Linked DNA regions of Homo sapiens: region 1 is linked to region 2. A link is a loop called in an ENCODE intact Hi-C map of the cell type or tissue named here. Cell type or tissue: OCI-LY7. All regions are shown on one strand.

The links. Peaks named below come from ENCODE experiments on the same cell type or tissue, not always from the same donor. Only the 100,000 strongest peaks of a DNase experiment are listed, where the experiment ranks them.
Region 1: a loop joins it to region 2, with 2.8 times the contacts of the local background. A loop is called at or near these places in 13 of 110 quality-filtered maps.

What each region holds. Positions count from the first base shown.
Region 1 is chr9:128,189,677-128,194,676 of GRCh38, forward strand. It overlaps CIZ1 (CDKN1A interacting zinc finger protein 1), which reads right to left and starts at 1,896. Exons shown (of 17, transcript NM_001131016.2): 1 at 1,756-1,896; 2 at 1,012-1,186; 3 at 653-768. The coding sequence starts at 1,181. RefSeq lists silencers at 1,652-2,091, 1,879-2,046 and enhancers at 2,934-3,449, 3,450-3,964. In OCI-LY7, CTCF peaks have their summits at 1,955 (motif pointing left) and 2,162; DNase peaks (open chromatin) are centred at 555, 1,125, 1,925, 2,235 and 1 weaker place; H3K4me3 peaks cover 2,538 bases; H3K27ac peaks cover 2,054 bases.
Region 2 is chr9:128,122,632-128,127,631 of GRCh38, forward strand. PTGES2 (prostaglandin E synthase 2) reads right to left here. Exons shown (of 7, transcript NM_025072.7): 1 at 4,808-5,000; 2 at 2,613-2,810; 3 at 1,861-1,919; 4 at 1,071-1,220; 5 at 303-503. Among named protein-coding and RNA genes, the nearest start is that of PTGES2, 2.6 kb to the right of the region's middle. RefSeq lists an enhancer at 4,619-4,698 and a silencer at 4,839-5,000. In OCI-LY7, CTCF peaks have their summits at 2,557 and 2,763; a DNase peak (open chromatin) is centred at 2,560; H3K4me3 peaks cover 2,402 bases; H3K27ac peaks cover 2,204 bases.

The DNA of each region.
Region 1 (5,000 bases), 67 kb after region 2:
GGGCATGGTGGCGGGCACCTGTAATCCCAGCTACTCGGGAAGCTAAGGCAGGAGAATTGCTTGGACCCGGGAACCGGAGGTTGCAGTGAGCCAAGATTGCACCATTGCACTCCACTCCAGCCTGGGCGACAGAGCAAAACTCTGTCTCAAAAAAAAAAAAAAAAAAAAAAAAAAAAAAAAAGGAGCAGCATCTTGGAAGGAAGAGCTGAGACTGCTCTCCATATTGGGAAATTGAGACAAGGCCACAGACTTAATGCACAGGGCTAGAGACAACCACTCAGACATCTGGATGGTCAAGAGGCCCAGGCATCGGCCCAGCTTAGCCACTGCTGATGCAGGGCAAATGATTTCCCTTCTTAGCTTCTTCACCTGTCAGATGGCATCTAATCTGAATGTGAGTGAAGTGTGCTGAGTATTGCCCAAAGAGCCAGCACCATGGCCAAGGACACACCTCTGCAATCAGACAGATCTGCATTCAAATTAGCAGCTTAGGGACTTTCACCTCCTGGAGCCTTAGTGTCCTCATGAGTGAACTAGGATGCCAAGAATAGCTCCCTCTCAGGGTGGCTGTGTGGAGTTGAGATTTAGAGCAATGCGCTGCTAGGGAGCTACCACTAAAAGAGACTGAGAAGAGGCCTGGGGCCATCCATACCTTGCAACTGCTGTAAAAGCAAAGCTCTCTGCAGCATGGAGCCGTTGAGGAGGGAGGCTGAGTTGGTGCCCTGGAGATTCAGAAGCGGCTGCTGTGGCTGCTGCGGGGGGAGCCCCCTGTGTGTTGGGAGGGGGTGTCAGAGGGTTATTTGGAAAGTCAGACCTTCCTTCTTCCCCAAGGCTTCTCACCTCCATTCTCTGCCCCACTCTGTGGTAGACAGAGGACCCCTTGGGGCTGGAATTGGTGATCTCCAGGACTCAAACGGGGATGGCACTGGGAAAAAGGATGGGGATCGGGAGCTCCGAGACATGGGTCTGAGTAGCAAGGCTGAAGCCATCGCGCCCGAGAGGGGAACTCACCGGCTGACAGCCATGGGCAACGGGGCCTGTGGTGGGGACTGCTGGAGCAGCTGCTGGAGCTGCAGTAACTGCTGCTGCTGCAATTGCTGCTGCTGGAGCTGCTGCTGCTGTAACTGCTGGAGCTGCTGCTGCTGTTGCTGGAGCTGCTGCTGCTGCTGCTGGCTGAACATGGTGGCTAGGGGCAGAAAGCAGAGTGAGGCAAGGGGTCCCCACCATAAGTCAGGCCTGCTCCCCTCCCATCCACCGCCACTCCCCGCAGCCACAGCCCGCAGAGACTGCTGAGGAGCTTCACAGCTGCATTCCCAGTCCTGCCAAGAGCCTGCCACACTCGCTTGGCCCATCCTTCCAAGTTACCTCCAGTCCTGCTAGGGGCAAGATTCAACCACCCTCCTGCCAATGCCCCCCAGACACTGCCAACAGCCCCTCCTTCAAGTCCCTCCATCTCTCCATTTCTGGCGGCTCCATCCTCCCACCCTCAGCCTCAGCCTCTCTCTGCGCCCATCACTTCCTCACTCACAGCCCCTTTTCAATACCGCAACCCTCTCTGGGCCCCCGGGTGTCAATAACATCGGCACCCGTCCAACCCGGTCACCGTGGTCCTGAGCTCCGTGGGACGGCTTCTCTCCACCACCGCCACCTCCTCGCGCCCCACTCCGCCCGCTCCCACCCCGCCAGCCGCCTCCTCCGCAGACACAGCCAGCTCGCAGGCGGAGCCCCACGACCCAGCCGCCCCCGGCCCCGCACCTCGCCTCCCCGCGCGCCCTCAACGCTCAAGTCGCCCCCACGGATGGGCCGGCCCCGCAGCCCCCACGCCTCGGCCGGGCGGCTCCGGCCCGCGGGCTCCCGGCCTCCCCGCTGCTACTCCGGGGCCTGTGGGCTCGTAAGGCCCAAATGCGGGCGGGGCCGGCCGGGGCAGCGCCCTCTGGGGGACGGGAGGTCCAGGCGCCTCCGGCCGCGCCACCCGAGCCCGCCCAGTGCACAAGTCACGCTGGGGGGCGGCTGCGGGGCGCTAGCAGGTGCGAGGGGGTCCTGGGCGGCTCATACCCTCTGTCCCGCGTCCTCCGCATCGCGAAGGGGAGGCTCGGAGACCAAGGTCCGTCTGCCGCCCGGAAGGGTCAGCCATCCCGCGGGGCATCGAGGGGGACTTCCTTCCTGTTCCCAACCCACCTCCCTGCGGCCGCCGCGGTCCTGCGATCCTGGGGCCCCGCGCGGGGCTGCGGTGAGAGGGGGCGCGCAGTTGGCGGATGTACATTCATTCGAGGGACCCAGGCCAGGCGAGAGGGCGGCCAAGGTCTTACAGTCCGTCAGGAGTTTGCCCACGGAGGGGTGGAGGGAGAGTCCCCCTCCAAGTCTTTTCTCAGTAGATTTGGCTAAGGAAGGAGTAGGTGAGGAGGGTCGAGGCCAATTATCAAAAAATAGCCCTAGGGGCCGGGCGCTTCCGCCTGTAATCTCAGTACTCTGGGAGGCCGAGGCTGGAGGATCAAGACCAGCCTGGGCAAAATGGCGAAATCCCTCTCTACAAAAAATACAAACATTAGCCAGGGTGGTGGCGGGCGTCTGTAGTCCCAGCTACTCGGGAGGCTAAGGCAAGAGGATCACTTGAGCCCGGGAGGCACAGGCTGCAGTGAGCTGAGATCGCGCCACTGCACTCCAGCCTGAGCGACAGAGCAAGAGCTGTCAAAAAAAAAAAAGTAAAAATTTTAAAAAGAAAAGGAGAGGAAAACAGAGCCCTGCTCCCTTATCCTGCACCTAAAATGGTCCTGCCCCCAAGAACCCCCTTAACAACCGCTGTATCCCCCCATCCCCGCGCCGTAACAATCCTTGGCTACTAAGTAGTAATTCTTTTATTTATTTTTTATTTATTTATATTTTTGAGACGGAGTCTCACTCTGTCGCCCAGGCTGAAGTGCAGTGGCACGATCTGGGCTCACCGCAACCTCCGCCTCCTGGGTTCAAGTGGTCCTCCCGCCTCAGCTTCCAGAATACCTGGGACTACAGGCGCGGGCCACCACGCCCGGCTAATTTTTGTATTTTTAATAGAGACGGGGCTTCACCATGTTGGTCAGGCTAGTCTCGAACTCCTGACCTCAAGTGATTCGCCTGCCTTGGCCTCCCAAAGTGCTGGGATTACAGGGGTGAGCCACCTCTCCTGGACTAAGTAGCAATTCCGGCTCCCTTTTCTGTGGCTCCCTGCCTTGTGCGTGTCACAGCCTGGGCGACTCCTCGCCCTGCCTTCCGCGCCGACGTTGGGCGGGCAGGGCGCGCGGGGGCACTGGCGGCGCGCAGACCCGGGCAGGCGGAGCGCGTTGACGGAGGGCGCTCGGGCAGCAGAATTCGCGCGTCCATAAATCACTGCAGTCATGTGACGAGCGCCGCTCCAAAGCTCTGGACTGGCTCTGCGGCAGATGGGCGGCGGCTGAGGAGCCTAACTCAACCTGGACTAGTCGTGGAAGAGCTAGGACTTAGAGGCGCGAAAGTGACTCAGCGAGGCCGGAGCGCAGGGTGGCGTCCAGGGCCCCGGGGACGTCGGCGCCTATGGGTGAACAGGCAGCCTGGAGGGTGGGGACTTCGAATGCTGGGCTGAGAAGTAGGCTTTATCCTCTAAGGGTAGGGAGCACTGGAGAAGGGTGTGAACCTCATGAGTGACAGCATCAAATCTGCCAATTAGAAAACCCGCTCCCGTGAAAACCAAGACAGAAGCAGTGAGGAGAGAGGGGCGAGTCAAGACTGCCCAGGCTCTACTGGGCACAGCGGCTCACCCCTGTAATCCCAGCACTTTGTGGGGGGTCCAGGCAAGTGGATCACTTAAGGTCAGGAGTTCGACACCAGCCTGGCCAACATGGTAAAACTACGTGTCTACTAAAAATACAAAAAAAATTAGCCGGATGTGGTGGCGGGCGCCTGTAATCTCAGCTACTCGGGAGGCTGAGGCAGAAGAATCGCTTGAACCCGGGAGGCAGAGGTTGCAGCCGAGATCACATCACTGCATTCCAGCCTGGGCGACAGAGTGAGACTCCATTTTAAAAAATAAAAATCAAAGACTGCCCAGGCTGCCAAGCAAGCATGTTAACACCTTGATCTGGGTGCTAGCGTTGGAGAGGTCCAGGATTGAATCGTGACTCCCCTGCCTTGTGGCTAGGTGACACTGGCTGGGGGAGAGGCCTCTTAGCTGGTTTCCTCCTTGGTGAAATGTGTGCCCCCTCCCGGGGTGGTAAGGATGACATTACATAATGCTTAGCACTGGCACCTGGCACAGAAGGAGCTTAGCAAATTGCCAAAGTGAAAAAACTAAAAATAATGCTTGTGCTGGTGAAGGTGGAAAGCCAGCACTAACTTCCTGTGTTGGTTCATCTTTCTGGGAAGCAATTTGCAAATTTTATATCAAGAATCTTGGGCCGATGCAGTGGCTCATGTCTGTAATCCCAGCACTTTGGGAGGCTGAAGCAGGCGGATCACCTGAGGTCAAGAGTTCAAGACCAGCCTGGCCAACATGGTGAAACCTCATCTCTACTAAAAATACAAAAATTAGCCGGGCATGGTGGCAGACGCCTGTCATCCCAGCTACTCGGGAGGATGAGGCAGGAGAATTGCTTGAACCTGGGAGCCGGAGGTTGCAGTGAGCCAAGATCGTACCATTGCACTCCAGCCTGGGTGACAAGAGCAAAACTCCATCTCAAAAAAAAAAAAAAAAAAAAGAATCTTGCACATGTTTTGCCCTTTGACCCAATAACACCATTTGTAGGAGTCTAGCCTAAGAAAATAATCAGAAATGAGACTTTTACAAGATAGCAGGTTGTTCATGGAAATATTTATATATTTTTTCTTTTTTCTTTTTAAGGACAGCCTCAGCTGGGCATGGTGGCTCACGCCTACAATCCCAGCACTTTGGGAGGCTGAGGTGGGTGGATCGCCTGAGGTCAGGAGTTCGAGACCAGCCTGGCCAACATAGTGAAACCCCGTCTCTACTAAAAATACAAAAAATTAGCTGG
Region 2 (5,000 bases):
TCCCAGACGGGGAGGCTGTGGTAAAGGCAAGAGACCAGGCCAGGGAGAAAGCCACAGAGGAGGCGCCAGTCAGGGCCCAGGCTTCCGGCTTCAAGGCCAGCCCTGCTGTCCCCAGGGGAGGTGAGCAGGAGCTCTGGGTCCAAGTCCCATCTTGGCCAAGGGACCCATAATCCATAATGCGTTTCCCACCTGCCCTAGGCCTCGGCCTCCCGCTGGTCTCCTGAGGGGTGTGATGGGATCACCACTGCTCGTGGCACCGGAGGCTCGGGGACAGCAGGCCCCGGATGTGCACACACACTTGCCTGCTCTTGAGTCGCTTGCTGATGAGGTACATGGCCGCTGCACCCATGTACTTGGCCACGGCACCCTCCACGGCTCCGAACTTGCCCTCGCGGACAATGTAGTCAAAGGACGCCAGAGCCTCGGTGGGCGTGCGGTACACATTGGGGGAGATCAGGTGCACCAGCCAGTCGTCCGCCCACTGCCGCCACTTCATCTCCTCCCTGCGGGCACGGGAGGGACTTCCTAAGCCAGGACCCGGGCTGTGTTGGGAGCAGGCTGCATTCTCTAGAACATACCCACTGCACGGGCGGGAAGCTGAAGCCTGAGCAGGAAGGTCTTTTTTTTTTTTTTGAGACAAAGTCTCGCTCTGTCACCCAGGCTGGAGTGCAATGGCACCATCTCAGCTCACTGCATCCTCCGCCTCCTGGGTTCAAGCGATTCTCCTGCTTCAGCCTCCTTAGTAGCTGGGATTATAGGTGTGTGCCTCCACACCTAGCTAATTTTTGCATTTTTATAGAGATGGGGTTTTGCCATGTTGGCCAGGCTGGTCTTGAACTCCTGACCTCAGGTGATCTGCCTGCCTCGGCCTCCCAACAGGCTGGGATTACAGGAGTGAGCCACCACGCCCGGCTGCAGGAAGGTCTCTACTGAAATCCGGCATGGCCCGGCCCCAGCCCCGCTGGTCTCCCATGCTGCTCCCTGCTCACGCCATCTTGCTCAGCTTGGTCCTACTCTACAGAAGACCCCTGCGGTCACCACCTTCCCCCGCCAGCCCCAGCCCCACTCACGTCCTGGCCTCCTTCCCACCATACACTTGCTGGGCCTCCTTCTCGTTGAGCATGAGCCAGTACTTATTGCCGAACTCGGTCACCTCCTTGCCCTGCTCGTTCACAGCCTTCATGGCTGGGTAGTAGGTGATGATCTCTTCCAGGGGCTGCCTTCGGAGAGAGCCACAATATCACCCCAACTCCTTCCCCCTCCGTCCCCTGTGGCCGACCAACCCCGCTGCCCCAGCCTCAGAGTGGAGCCAGGACCAACAAAGGCTCTCCGGACTCTTGCAGTAAGAGGGATTTGGAGTAGATGCCAGGGCTACCTCCCCAAGAGAGGGAGGTGTGGGGAGGACAAAGTAGGGGGCTTGGAGGAGGACGGCCACGGGCTACTCTGGAAAATCATTTTTTTTTTTTTTTGAGACGGAGTCTCGCTCTGTCACCCAGGCTGGAGTGCAGTGGCACGATCTTGGCTCACCGCAACCCTCTGCCTCCCGGGTTCAAGCGATTCTCCTGCCTCAGCCTCCTGAGTAGCTGGGACTACAGGCACTCGCCACTATGCCTGGCTAATTTTTGTATTTTTAGTAGAGATGGAGCTTCGCCATGTTGGCCAGGCTGGTCTGGAACTCCTGACCTCAGGTGATCTGCCTGCCTCGGCCTCCCAAAGTGCTGGGATTACAGGTGCGAGCCACTCTGTACTCTGGAAATCTAAGCAGCAGCTCCACGTGCTCCCAGGAGGGAACTCAGGGGAGGCCTCCCTGGAGGAAGCCACCAAAAGCAATGGCCACCTGGTCTCCGAGGGGCTCCTTACCCCGACACCAGGTAGGTCTTGAGGGCGCTGATGATGACAGAGGAGTCATTTAGTTGTTGCTGGAAGAGAAAAGGGTGGTTTAATCAGAGGTTGCAACCCAGCCGCTGGGAGTCACCAGGGGCTCTTTAACAAGACACTCTGGGCATTGTTTATCCATTCCTGGGGACATGCCCGGAGTCCTCCCCGCCCTGCCCTCAGGGCACCCATCCTAAGTAGGGAGACGTGGTTGTGGCCAATGGGGAGGAAGGTGTGGGAAAGCCGTGGGGTCTAAGCCCCAGCCCACTCACCCATTTGGCCTCCCAGGTAGAGGGGCAGGGTGGGTTCTGGAAGCTACATACTAGACCCCAAGCACTGTGCCAGGCATTTCATATCTGCCGTCCCTGCAAGCCAGAATATGGTCCCTTGTTGACTCATGAAGCAAGCAAGCGCAGAGAGGCTAAGTGACTTGCCCCAAGTCACACAGCTAGTGAGTGGGTGAATCACACCTCAAACCCAGATCGCTGATTTCAGAATCTATGTTGTTAAGCTGTGGTGTTCTGCCTCCCTGAGACCCAGCAGGTGTTTGGTTTTGGTACGGAAGGAGAGAGCCTACATTTATTGAGCATCTACCGTATGCAGCTACTTCCCCCATAGTCCTTACAGGCACAAGGATCACAAGTTCCTTCCCAGGCTGCAGAGCCAGGCCAGGCTAGGGGGCGCTCCAGGACAACCCAGGAAAGGAGGAAGGATGCAGGGGGTTCCCTGGGGCTCACCGAGCTTTCTCCTTCCTGGGCCACCAGGATGGGCACCTTTCTGTAGGAGGAGAACTTGATCTCAGCCCTGCGCACAGGGTTCACCTCCACCACCTGGTAGGGCAGGGCATGGAAGTCGAGGAAGGCTCGGACCTTGCTGCAGAAGGGACACGTCTTGTACTGGTACAGGGTCAGCTGCAGGCGGCTGGACAGGGAGAGCTGCGGGCAGCAGACGGAAAAGGCTTCTAGACCTGGCACCCCCAGGCCCAGGCCCTGCCCCCAAGGGTGTTTTCCAGAGGAGTCTTCTGAAATGACGCTAGAACATCGGGAAGAGGAACTAGAGATGGAAGGGGGCGGTAGGGGAAAGGGAGGCACTGGACAGCAGCCCAGGTTTAAGCCCCTGGCCAGCACGGTCCCCAAGCAGGAGTCCCACCCTTTGCTGCGAGGTTGTGTAGGAGGAATCTTCTAGTCTCTGTCCCATACTGGACAGACCCCTCTTTTCTCACTCCAGTCCCAAGGGGACACCAGACAGCCCCAGGGTATACACCCCACTCCCACAGACATGGAACAACTGTTTCAACTTGACTTGTTCACTCTCACTCCTCTAACCCCAGGGACCTCTGGGGGCAGAGCTGGGCTACCACCCAGGCTCATGTTCACCAGTGGGGTCTACCTCCAATCTCTTTCTTGTTTTTTTCTCTGGAGACAGGGTCTCACTCTGCCATCCAAGCTGGAGTGCAGTAGCTTGATCACAGCTCACTGCAGCCTTGAACTCCGGGGTTCATGTGATCCTCCAGCCAAAGTCTATCTCAAATATCCGAGGGGGAGGGTGGTATCTGAGCCAAGGCCTGCGTGTGGCAAGCTCCGCAGGAAAGCCCCCAGGGGAGCCTGCTGCACGTTCATGCCGGGAAGCCACAACTGTAGACCATCCCCCTGTGTTCAGAGGGGAAGCTGGACCGTGGAGGCAGGAAGGGAGACACAGAGTACTCCATGCCCTTTTTACCCACCTCTGTTCCCTCTGGTCCAGCAAATAAGCATCTGTGGGCGGGTGGTGGGAAGTCAAGTAATGAAGAGTTGCAAGGTGTGGGGTAGGTATAAAGTGTCTCAAGGCAGCTGGGCCACCACTTAGGGGGTCACCACTTGGGGGGGGCACCTTTCTACCTCTTCCTGTTTCAGCCTGGAGTCTAAGTCATCAGTTCCATAAAGGTACCACCACTACTACTAAATAAATACACAGCCTTAGGATTTGGGGGCAGTGGGGAGAGAGGATGATGAACGTTTGGAAAGTGAAAAAGGCTTTCCCTTTCCTGTGATCTCCCATCTCTTAATCAAAAAAGTCTTAAAACACGGTAGAGGCTGGGCTCCGTGGCTCACACCTGTAATCCCAGCACTTTGGGAGGCCGAGGCGGGTGGCTCATTTGAGGTCAGGAGTTCGAGACCAGCTTGGCCAACATGGTGAGACCCCCGTCTCTAGTAAAAATACAAAAATTAGCCGGGCTGGGTGGCAGGCGCCTGTAATCCCAGCTACTGGGGAGGCTGAGGCAGGAGAATTGCTTGAACCCAGGAGGCGGAGGTTGCAGTGAACCGAGATCGCGCCACTGCACTCCAGCCTGGGCAACAGAGCAAAAAAAAACTCCGTCTCAAAAAAAAAAAGTCTCCTTAAAACATGGTAAAGGCTGGGCGCAGTGGCTCACGCCTGTGATCCCAGCACTTTCAGAGGCCAAGGTGGGCGGATCACTTGAGGCCAGGAGTTCGAGACCAGCCTGGGCGACATGGTGAAACCCTATCTCTACAAAAAATACAAAAATTAGCAGGGCGCAGTGGGGTGAGCCTATAGTCCCAGCTACTCGGGAGGCTGAGGCAGGAGGATCCCTTCAACCTGGGAGGCAGAGGCTGCAGTGAGCCGCGATCGCACTCCAGCCTGGGCGATAATGCGAGACCCTGTCTCGAAAACATAAATAAACAAACCAAAAAAAAAAAAAAAAAAAAAACCACGGTAGAAGAACGATTTTATGAGAACTCGAACAATTCCAGGTAGTAGGCATCAGGAGTGCCCCTATTTTACACAAAAGAATACAGAGGGTTCGGAGACTTCAGACCAAGTCACTCGCCCAAGGTCACAAGCAGGCAGAGGCAACTCCTGACCCTGCGGGTTCCCAGGAGTCCCGAGTTCGGCGCTGATCAGCATCCCCATCCCCGGCCGGGCCAGGCCTTACCTGCGCGGCTGAGCGCTCTGCGTGGAGGTCCTGGGCGCGCAGGTGCCACCGCGCCGTGTGGTACAGCCCCAGGGCTCCCCCCAGGGCCAGCGCCGCAGCTCCCAGCAGCCGCGGGCTCCCCTTACGAGCTGCAGCCACGGGGCTCGGGCCGCCCGCCGCCCCCGCGAAGCCAGCCCGGCTCTGCGTGGGTAGC